Regions from separate parts of the Homo sapiens genome. Here region 2 is linked to region 1. The links are chromatin contacts, found by Hi-C in ENCODE. All regions are on one chromosome and are shown on one strand. Each heading gives the region's core, a stretch centred on a gene start or an enhancer-like site at or near the end of the contact. The rest is flanking DNA. Distances are from core to core; before and after follow the strand shown.

The links. A loop is a pair of places that touch in the nucleus more often than their neighbours do.
Region 2: a map of GM11168 shows a loop between it and region 1 (24-fold over the local background). The contact joins the promoter of UPK3BL1 here to the promoter of SPDYE1 in region 1. A Hi-C loop is called at or near these places in 2 of 168 maps with a recorded cell type or tissue (GM11168 and K562).

The regions. Positions count from the first base shown.
Region 1 is chr7:43,993,453-43,999,244 of GRCh38, reverse strand. SPDYE1 (speedy/RINGO cell cycle regulator family member E1) reads right to left here and starts at 1,348. Exons shown (of 9, transcript NM_001378423.2): 1 at 1,286-1,348. It also overlaps the pseudogene POLR2J4.
Region 2 is chr7:102,641,510-102,646,603 of GRCh38, reverse strand. It overlaps UPK3BL1 (uroplakin 3B like 1), which reads left to right and starts at 3,813. Exons shown (of 6, transcript NM_001114403.3): 1 at 3,813-3,974. The coding sequence starts at 3,863. All of the region lies in intron 4 of POLR2J2-UPK3BL1 (POLR2J2-UPK3BL1 readthrough), which reads left to right.

The DNA.
Region 1 (5,792 bases), core at 99-2,598:
CATTTTGAGGCCTAAAAATCATAGGAAACTGCCCCTGAGCTCACACATATTTCCAATGGAGCTCACACATATTTCCAATGGTGTCCCCAATTTCAGGGAATCCATGGATTACCTAAGCCAGCCCCTCCAGTTCGGCTAAGAAACTCTAGTCTATATATCAAGTTTTGTATCATATGTATTGCTCTGAACTCAGAAATTTCCCTTCCATTTATGGATTCTATGAATAAAATATCACATGTACAAAAAGACTAAGTCGAAAAATTTCAGCTGTGCACAGTGGCTCATGCTTGTAATCCCAGCACTTTGGGTGGCCAAGGGAGGAAGATTGCCTGAGGCCAGCAGTTCAAGACCAGTATAGGCAACATAGCAAGAGCCCATCTCTAAAAAAACAAAACCAAACCAAATTAGCCAGGTGTGGTGGCTGGCACCTGTGTTCCAACTACTTGGGAGACTCATGTGACAGGAAGATCACTTGAGCCCAGGAGTTAGAAGCTGCAGTGAGCCATGATCTTGCCACTGCACTCCAGTCTGGGCAACACAGCAAGATACTGTGTCAAAAAATTTTTTTTTGATAAAAAATAAAAGAGTTACATGACATTCAGAGACCATCCAAAAAACCTGCGGGTTCCCGGCTGGGCTCAGTGGCTCATGCCTGTAATCCCAGCACTTTGGGAGGCCAAAGTGGGTGGATCACTTGAGGTCAGGAGTTTGAGACCAGCCTGGACAACATGGTGAAACCCCATCTCTACTAAAAATACAAAAAATTAGCCAGGCATGGTGGTGGATACCTGTAATCGCAGCTACTCAGGAGAGGGCGCTGGAGAATCACTTGAACTCATGGTGCGCAGGTTGCAGGGAGCCAAGATCGCACCATTGTGCTCCAGCCTGGGCAACAAGAGCAAAACTCCATCTCAAAAAAAATAAAGAACCTGCGAGTGAGTTCCCACACGTTTTCCTGATGGGCTGCTGCTTTCCTAGGAGTCTCTCGCTCATAGAAAAGGCACAAACTGAAAGAGGAAGCAGATCCCATTGCTGTGGAAGTCCCATTGTTAGGAAGCTCTGCTTTTCTGGAGTTCAAATTCGCATTCATGACGCTTTAAACCGTCAGAGCTGGGTGGGTCCTCCTACAACAAAATCGTTTGCTCTCTCTCTCCTAGTTAACAGGCTTTCAAATATTAGAAGATCAATGTTCTGACCCCATTAAAATTTCTCTTTTGTGGAATGAAAAGCTCTGATTTAACCCATCTTCAAGCCTGGTTTGATGGAGGAATAGGGGCTGAGTCACCTGCATTTCCCCTCCCTGCACAAAGTCCTGGGCCCAGATCTGGGGTCTGTCTCTGCTGAGGGTGGGGTGAACCAGGAAGCACCTCCCTCTACATCTCCTTGATGAATGGGTATAATGGTTGCCATGGAACTGGGGCTTGTTTGATGACCTGGGGCTGGGTGGGCCTCTGAGAGCCTTTATAGCTGATTGCCTTTTGGGAGAGGGCAGGTGGGAGCCCCACCCTGTCTTATGAGTCACCCCAAAGGTGCATGGGCAGGCAGGTGCTGGGGAATCGGCTACTCCCCAGAGCTTGGCGTGGCCATCCCTGTGGCCCCTCTGGGAGTCTGGAGCCCATTCCCTCACACTGGTACTCTCTGCAGCTGGGGACATCTGCACTAGGAAGACAGGACACGGCATGGAAGCTGGCCTCTGCCCAGAAGCCATGACATTCTGGTCACCAGCCTGATGCTATAAAACGAGTGTCACGGCCGGGCATGGTGGCTCACACCTGTAATCCCAGCACTTTAGGAGGCCAAGGCGGGTGGATCATGAGGTCTGGAGTTCGAGACCAGCCTGGCCAACATGGCGAAATCCCGTCTCTACTAAAAATAAGAACATTAGCCAGGTGTGGTGGCACATACCTGTAGTCCCAGCTCCTCTGGAGGCTGAGGCAGGAGAATCACTTAAACCCAGGAGGCGGAGATTGCAGTGAGCCGAGACCACGGCATTGGACTCCAGGCTGGGCAACAGAGCACGACTCCGTCTCAAAAACAAAAAAAAACGAGTGTCACCTGGGGCTACTTGGCCAGACACAGAGAGCAAGGAGACATCCCTATTATCTGTCAAAAATAATTGTTGGGGCTGAGCACAGTGGCTCATGCCTGTAATCTCAGCACTTTGGGAGGTCGGAGCAGGAGGACTTGAGGCCTAGAGTTTGAGACCAGCCTGGGCAACATAGCGAGCACCCCATCTCCAGAAAAAATTTAAAAATTGGCTGGGCGCAGTGGCTCATGCCTGTAATCCCAGCACTTTGGGAGGCCGAGGGGGATGGGTCATTTGAGGTCAGGAGTTTGAGACCAGCCTGGCCAACATGGTGAAACCCCATCTCTACTAAAAATACAAAAATTAGCCGGGCATGGTGGTGGGCACCTGTAATCCTAGCTACTTGGGAGGCTGAGGCAGGAGAATCGCTTGAACCCAGGAGGCGGAGGTTGTAGTGAGCTAGGATCATGCCATTGTACTCCAGCCTGGACAGCAAAGCTAGACTCCATCTCAAAAAAAAAAAAAAGTAAAAAATTTAAAAATTAGATGGGCATGGTGACATGTGCCTGTAATCCAGGTACTAAGGAAGCTGAGGTAGGAGGATGACTTGAGTCTAGGAGTTCGAGGCTGCAGTGAGCTCTGATCGCACCACTGCACTCCAGCCTGAGTGACACAGCAAGACCCTGCTTCAAAAAAAAAAAAAAAAAAAAATTACTGGACACAATTATTGTGCCAGACCCCTAGGTTAACAGTGAGGATTCAGTGGGAGAACTAAACAGATAAACAGATCCAGTCCCCACCCTCAGAGAGTTACAGTTTAATGGGAAAAAGACATTCACCAAAGAAGGACACAGCCCACTAGTGAGTTACACTCGAGAGGGATCATTTACAGAACAAAGCAGACTATAAAAATACAGCGATTGGCTGGGCGCAGTGGCTCACGCCTGTAATCCCAGCACTTTGGGAGGCAGAGGCGGGCAGATGACTTGAGGTCAGGAGTTCTCAACCAGCCTGGCCAAAATGGTGAAACCCCATCTCTACTAAAAACACAAAAATTAGCCAGGCGTGGTGGTGGGCACCTGTAATCCCAGCTAGTTGGGAGGCTGAGGCAGGAGAATGAATCGTTTGAACCCAGGAGGTGGAGGTTGCAGTGAGCTGAGACCGCACCATTGCACTCTAGCCTGGGCAACAAGAGCAAAACTCCGTCTCAAAATAAATACATACATACATACATGCATACATACATACATACATACGGGGATTAAAATAGTCTAGTAGTGACACCTGAACAGAGAGATTGATCCAAGAAATGAAACAGAAATTCCGGAAGTTGACCTGAATACACACACACACACACACACACACACACACACACACACGAAGGCGTGAAAGACTCCATGACCCTCAAGGTATAAGATGCATTTTTTTTTTTTTTTTGAGACAGGGTCTCACTCTGTCACCCAGACTGGGTGCAGTGGTGTACTATCCCAGCTCAGCTCTACCCTCCATCCCCCCAACCTCCCCCAACCACCCTGAGCTCAAGCAATTCTCATGCCTCAACCCTCAGCCTCATGAGTAACTGGGACTACAGGCGTGCACCACCATGCGCAGCTAATTTTTTGTATTTTTAGTAGAGATGGGTCTAACCATATTGCCCAGGCTGGTCTCGAACTCCTGAGCTCAAGCGATCCTCTTGCTTCAGCCTCCCAAAGTGCTGGCATTACAGCTGTGAGCCACCGCACCTGGCCGCATTCTTCTAAATCACAGTACATCTGGCTCCCAGTGCCCAGGCTCTCAGGGCAGAAGGTCCAGTGTGATCACTTTGCATGGCCTCTCTCCCCTCCTGAGCTTGTGCCAGGGCCCCAGGGCTGACCTGGAGAAGGAAAATGGCAGAGGGTGAAGATGGGGTGTCTGGTTTGGGGACCATCCTGGCCCCCCTTGTCACTGTTGACATCTCTTCTGCACAGTGGCATTGCTGGGAGGTGCTTACTGTGCCTATTCAAGGGGCTGGCAGCCGCAGCCTCACTGCAGATCAGGGACTTGGCTTCCCAGTTGACCACAGGTCCAAGAACCTGCAGGGTCCAGCCTCCCCCCCATCCCCAGTCTTCCCCACCCTGGCCCGGCCCTCCAGGTGCAGAAACATGCAGGCCCCTCTCCAGGACTGTGGGAGGAGCGTGTCCCTCAGACTGGCCTGTGTCCTGGCTCCTCTTACCACCTCTTCCACAGGTTGTCACCTGCAGCTGCCCCAGGATAAAGGCAAGGCCAGAGAGGACTCCTGAACTCCTGTGTGCCTGGGGTGGCAGGGGCAAACATAGCCAACTGGTGGCCTGAGCGGGGCCATGGTGAGGACACCCTTGGTGGCTTGTCCCACATCAAGCTGGGAGGTGACACTGAGGATGCATTAGTCTGCAGCGTATGATAAAAACGGCATTTCAGGCCAGGCGCGGTGGCTCATGCCTGTCACCCCAGCACCTTGGGAGGCCAAGGTGAGCAGATCATATGAGGTCAGGACTTTGAGACCAGCCTGGCCAACATGGTGAAAACTCATCTCTACTAAAAAAACAAAAATTATGTGGGTTGGTGGTGTGCGCCTGTAATCCCAGCTACTTGGGAGGCTGAGGCAGGAGAATCACTTAAACCTGGGAGGCAGAGGCTGCAACGAGCCGAAATTGCACCACTGCACTCCAGGCTGACTCCGTCTCAAAAAAAAAAAAAAAAAAAAAGGCATTTCAGTTCAAATAGGGAAAGGATACATCTTTCTTTCTTTTCTCTTTCTTTCTTTCTTTCTTTCTTTCTTTCTCTTTCTTTCTTTCTTTCTTTCTTTCTTTCTTTTTCTTTCCTCCCTTCCTTCCTTCCTTTCTCTCTCTCTCTCTTTCTCTCGTTCTCTCTTTCTTTTTGAGATGGAGTTTCACTCTCGCTGCCCAGGCTGGAGTACAATGGCGTGATCTCGGCTTATTATTATTCTCCATGTTGGTCAGGCTGGTCTTGAACTCCCAACCTCAGGTGATCCGCCTGCGTTGGCCTCCCAAAGTGCTGGTGTGAGCCACTGCACCCGGCTTAGGATGCATTTTTCAATATTTTAGTGTTTGAATAACGGGCTAACTTGAGAAAAAAATAATTTGAATCACACATCACACCAAAAATAAATTCTAGGTGGATTTTAACACTTTCAAAAATTATTATTATTATTAGTTTAGAGACAGGGTCTCACTCCGTCGCTCAGGCTGGAGTGGAGTGGTATGATCATGGTTCACTGCAACCTTAAACTCCTGGCCTCATATGATCCTCCAGCCTCAGCCTCTCAAAGGACTGGAACTACAAACATGCACCACCACGCCCAGCCTAGGTGGGTTTTTAAAATCCATTCAAGGGCGGGTGCAGTGGCTCACACCTGTAATCCCAGCATTTTGGGAAGCCAAGGTGGGAGGATCACTTGAGCCCAGGAGTTCGAGACCGGCCTGGGCAACATAGTGAGACTACATCTCTACAAAAAATTTAAAAATGAGCCAGGCATGGTGGTGCACACCTGTAGTCTCTGCTATTCAGGAGGCTGAGGCGGGATCATTGTTTGAGCCCAGGAGACAGATTGCAGTGAGCTATGATGGCACCACTGCATGGCAGCCTGGGTGACAAAGGGAGATTCAGTCTCAAAAAAAAAAAAAAAAGGTGACAGGCTGGGTGCAGTGGCTCACACCTGTAATCCCAGCACTTTGGGAGGCCGAGACAGGTGGATCACCTGAAGTCAGGAGTTTGAGACCAGCCTGGC
Region 2 (5,094 bases), core at 2,564-5,063, about 59 Mb before region 1:
TGGATTTTAACACTTTCAAAAATTATTATTAGTTTAGAGACAGGGTCTCACTCCGTCGCCTAGGCTGGAGTGCAGTGGTATGATCATGGTTCACTGCAACCTTAAACTCCTGGCCTCATATGATCCTCCGGCCTCAGCCTCTCAAAGTACTGGAACTACAAACATGCACCACCACGCCCAGCCTAGGTGGGTTTTTAAAATCCATTCAAGGGCGGGTGCAGTGGCTCACACCTGTAATCCCAGCATTTTGGGAAGCCAAGGTGGGAGGATCACTTGAGCCCAGGAGTTCGAGACCAGCCTGGGCAACATAGTGAGACCACATCTCTACAAAAAATTTAAAAATGAGCCAGGCATGGTGGTGCACACCTGTCGTCTCTGCTATTCAGGAGGCTGAGGCGGGATCATTGTTTGAGCCCAGGAGACAGATTGCAGTGAGCTATGATGGCACCACTGCATGGCAGCCTGGGTGACAAAGGGAGACTCAGTCTCAAAAAAAAAAAAAAAAAGGTGACAGGCTGGGTGCAGTGGCTCACACCTGTAATCCCAGCACTTTGGGAGGCCGAGGCAGGTGGATCACCTGAAGTCAGGAGTTTGAGACCAGCCTGGCCAACATGGTGAAACCCTGTCTTTACTAAAAATACTAAAGTTGGCCAGGCGTGGTGGCGTGTGCCCGTAATCTCAGCTACCTGGGAGGTTGAGACAGGAGAATCACTGGAACCCCAGAGGCAGAAGCTGCAGTGAGCTGAGATTGTGCCACTGCACTCCAGCCTGGGTGACAGACCGAGACTCCAACTCAAATTAATTAATTAAATTTTAAAAAAAAAGGCAAAGAGGGAGTCCTGCCTGGGTACAGGAGACCTGGGGTTGGGTCCCAGCCCTGCCGCTGACCTGCCCTGGGACTGCAGGAAGTTTCTTTCCCTGCTGGGCCCCAGGTTTCTTCTCATCCATATAATGAGATTAGTCATAACACCTGCCCTGCCCATCTCTGGGGACCCAAGGAGAGGATGAGTCGATGAGCAAGAACGTGTTTTCAAAAAGGGGAAACAAGCCCTTCCCACATTCTGATGTCTGCTTTCAACTGCCTTTTGAAAGGGAGTGAGAGAGGGAAAAATTGTATTATACAGGCCGGACATGGTGGCTCACACCTGGAATCCCAGAACTTCAGGAGGCTGAGGTGGGAGGATCACTTGAGCCCAGGAATTTGAGACCAGCCTGGGCAACACAGTAAGACTCTCTTTCTACAAAAAGTTAAAAAATTAGCTGGGCAGCCGGACACAGTGGCTCACGCCTGTAATTTCAGCACTTTGGGAGGCCGAGGCAGGCAGATCACATGAGGTCAGGGGTTCAAGACCAGCCTGGCCAACATGGCGAACCCCGTCTCTACCAAAAATACAAAAATTAACCAGGAGTGGTTGTGCACGCCAGTAATCCCAGCTACGCAGCAGGCTGAGGCAGGAGAATCACTTGAACCCAGGAGGTGGAGGTTGCAGTGAGCCGAGATCGTGCCATTGCACTCCAGCCTGAACGACAGTGAGACTCTGTCTCAAAACAAACAAACAAACAAACAAAAAATTAGCTGGGCATGGTGCCTTATACCTGCAGTCTCAGCTACTAGGGAGGCTGAAGTGGGAGGATCACTTGATCCTGGGAGGTCAAGGCTGCAGTGAGCTATGATCACACCACTGCACTCCAGCCTGGGCAACAGAGTGAGACCCGTCTCAAAAAATAATAATAATATAATAAATAAAAGAGACCCCAGAGAGCTTCCTTGACCCTTCCACCATATGAGGACACAGCTAGAAGGCACTCTCTACGAACCAAAAACAGACACCAACTCTTCCTAGTTTTTGTTTTTGTTCTTGTTCTTTTTTTTTTAAGATGGAGTCTCACTTTGTCACCCAGGCTGGAGTGCAGTGGTGTGATCTCGGCTCACTACGGCCTCCCCATCCTGGGTCCAAGCGATTCTTGTGCCTCAACCTCCCGAGTAGCTGGAATTACAGGCGCGTGCCACCACGACTGGCTAATTTTGTATCTTTAGTAGAGACGGGGTTTTTCCACATTGGTCAGGCTGGTCTCAAACTTCTGACCTCAGATGATCCGCCCACCTTGGCCACCCAAAGTGCTGGGATTACAGGTGTGAACCACTGCGCCCGGCCAGAAGTTTTTCTTGTGAGTTGAGGTGAACATCTGAATCCCCTCGGGGAACTGAGGTATGTCCCCTTCAGGGAATGGTCCCTCTTCATCCAAAAATGGGGCCCACAGGTGATAATCTGTTGGGTTTCCCAGAATGAAGACATCTGGCATAATTAGAGCGTGAAGGTCAGGCTGACGGGGGCTAGCACCCCGATCCAGGGGAGAGGTGGTCACAGGTCTCGCTCCACCTGCCCTGAGCCCCATCTCATCTTTTTTTTTTTTTTTTTTTTTTGAGGGGGAGTTTCACTCTTGTTGCCCAGGCTGGAATGCAGTGGTGCGATCTCGGCTCATTGCAACCTCTGCCTCCTGGGTTCAAGTGGTTCTCCTGCCTCAGCCTCCTGCGTAGCTGGAGTTACAAGAACAAGCCACCACGTCCAGCTAATTTTGTATTTTTAGTAGAGATGGGGTTTCGCCGTGTTGGCCAGGCTGGTCTCGAACTCCTGACCTCAGGTGATCCACCCACCTCGGCCTCTCAAAATGCTGGGATTACAGGCGTGAGCCACCATGCCTGGACTTCCATCTGGTAATTTTCTGTCTCGAGGAGGAACTACCCTGCCCTGACAGAGGCTGGGGATGAAGGAGGAAGAGACAGCCGGTCCCCTGGATAAAGAGGTGAGGGGGTGTGAAGTCTGGGAGCCCCCCTCCCAGGGCCAGGCTACAGGGGGACAGCAGGGCTATACCAGGAGTGCCACAGAGATGCATTTGGGTGTGATCTAATCCCCAGTCCTGCCCTGACCTCCTGGGTGCTCTTAGCCAAGCCCTCTTCCCTGTGTGTGCTAGAAAGTGAGGGTCACTCCCTTCCACACAAGGGAGTGAATTGAGGGTGGGGATCTGAGCTCTCTGAGCAGCAAAGCTGGACACAGGCCAAATTGCCAATCCTGAGTCCCTCTGTCATGTGGACCTGGGAAGCTTGTCCTCATCCTCCATCCTTCCCCAGGGTGGGGCCTGAGAATCTGAGAACCTTGAGCCTGGGAGGTCAAGGCCACAGTGAGCTATGATCGCACCACTGCACTCCAGCCTGGGCGAAAGAGTGAGACCCTGCCCCCCCCAAAAAAAAATAATAATAAATAAAAGAGACTCCAGGGAGTTTGCTTGAGCGGCACTCCCTATGAACCAAAAACAGACACCAACTCCTCCTAGGTTGGTTTTTTGTTTTTTGTTTTTTGTTTTTTTTTTTTGAGGCAGGGTCCCACTCTGTCATCCAGGCTGGAGTGCAGTGGTGCCATCTTGGCTCACTGCAGCCTCAACCTCCCAGGCTCGAGTGATCCTCCCACCTCAGGTCCTAAAGGAAGAGTCGCTACATTGGGGACTGTTTGGACAAGGAGATCCACGGGGTAGACTTAGCGGGATTGTCCCTGGGGCAGCCTGGATCCTGAGGCTGCCCCGCCTCCTTCCTCAGCCCCTCCCTGGTCAGGCGCTCCTGGTGGGTGGGGGGGGTAGTCCAGGCTTGTCTTGCAACTGTATGTTCTCTTCAGACCCCTCCCTGGCGATGCCAGATTCACTGGGCTGGCAGATTCTGCCCCCAAACCTGTCCAACCAGTTGTTTGAGAGGAGGGGGTAGCTGGGAGGGGCAGCAGGAGATGCCAGGAACAGCTTCCCCTAGCACAGCACAGACTACAGACAGGGGAGCCTCTGGGGCTGCAGACACTGCAGACGGACGGACAGACAGATGGACAACAGCTGGAGGCTTGGCCCGGCCATAGGGCTCTCTGCGGGACAGTCCCAGCTGCTAGTGTCGCTGTTGCTGCTACTGACCCGTGTCCAGCCTGGGACAGACGTGGGTGAGTAAGGGTGGGGATTGGCACAGGGGTACCCGCTGCATCTCAGGCTGCAGGACAAACCCAAGACCTCACTTTGTTTCCAAATTCTCACACATGGCTCCTGCCTCCTTCCTTTCCCTGAGGAGAGGTTTCCAGATGTCCAGGACAATGCATGTCCCCAGGAAGCTCTGGTAAGCCCAGCCTGGGCAACATAACAAGACCCCTTTTTTCAAAAAGATTTTTTTTTTTAAGATTTTTGTTTTTAATTAGCTGGGTGTGGTGGAGTGCACCTGTAATCCCAGCTACTTGGGAGACTGAGGCGGGAGGATGGCTTGAGCCCATGCAGTGAACTATGAATGCGCCACTGCACTCCAGCCTGGGCCAAACAGCAAGACCCTGTCTCAAAAAAGAAAAGAAAAGAAAAACTGGACAGGCTGAGAGATACAGTCCTACAATCTCTGCCCCCAACCCCAATCTCTGACTGCTCCGCTTCTCTTTTTCTTTTTCTTTTTCTTTTTTTTCTTTCTTTTTTTTTTTTTTTCGAGACAGAGTCTCCCACTGTCACCCAGGCTGGAGTACAGTGGCGCGATCTCAGCTCACCACAACCTCCGCCTCTCGGGTTCAAGCAATTCTCCTGCCTCAGCCTCCTGAGTAGCTGAGATTACAGCCGTGCGCCACTATGTCTGGCTAATTTTTGTATTTTTAGTAGAAACAGGGTTTCACCATATTGGCCAGTCTGGTCTCGAACTCCTGACCTCGTGATATGCCCGCCTTAGTCTCCCAAAGTGCTGGGATTACAGACGTGAGCCACCGCGCCCGGCCTCCACTTCTCTTTCTAAACATTACGTGCCTCCTGCACGCAGAGTGCCCTGGGCTTCAGAGATAGGACTGAGAGCTGTAAGAAAGGAATCGTGACAATCCTTCCCCAAGGAAGACTCTAGCCTGAACCTTTGGAGTTGAGTTGAATTCAACGTAAATGAATGAAGTTGAACTGAACTGAACTGAACAGGGGCAGCTGCTGGAGACTCACATAGAAACCCACTCCATCGTTCTGCTTCTCCTAGACCAGTATTTGGGGTTGGGGAGGTCTGAGCTCTCCAACCAGCAAGGCTGGACACAGGCCAAGTTGCCAATCCTGAGT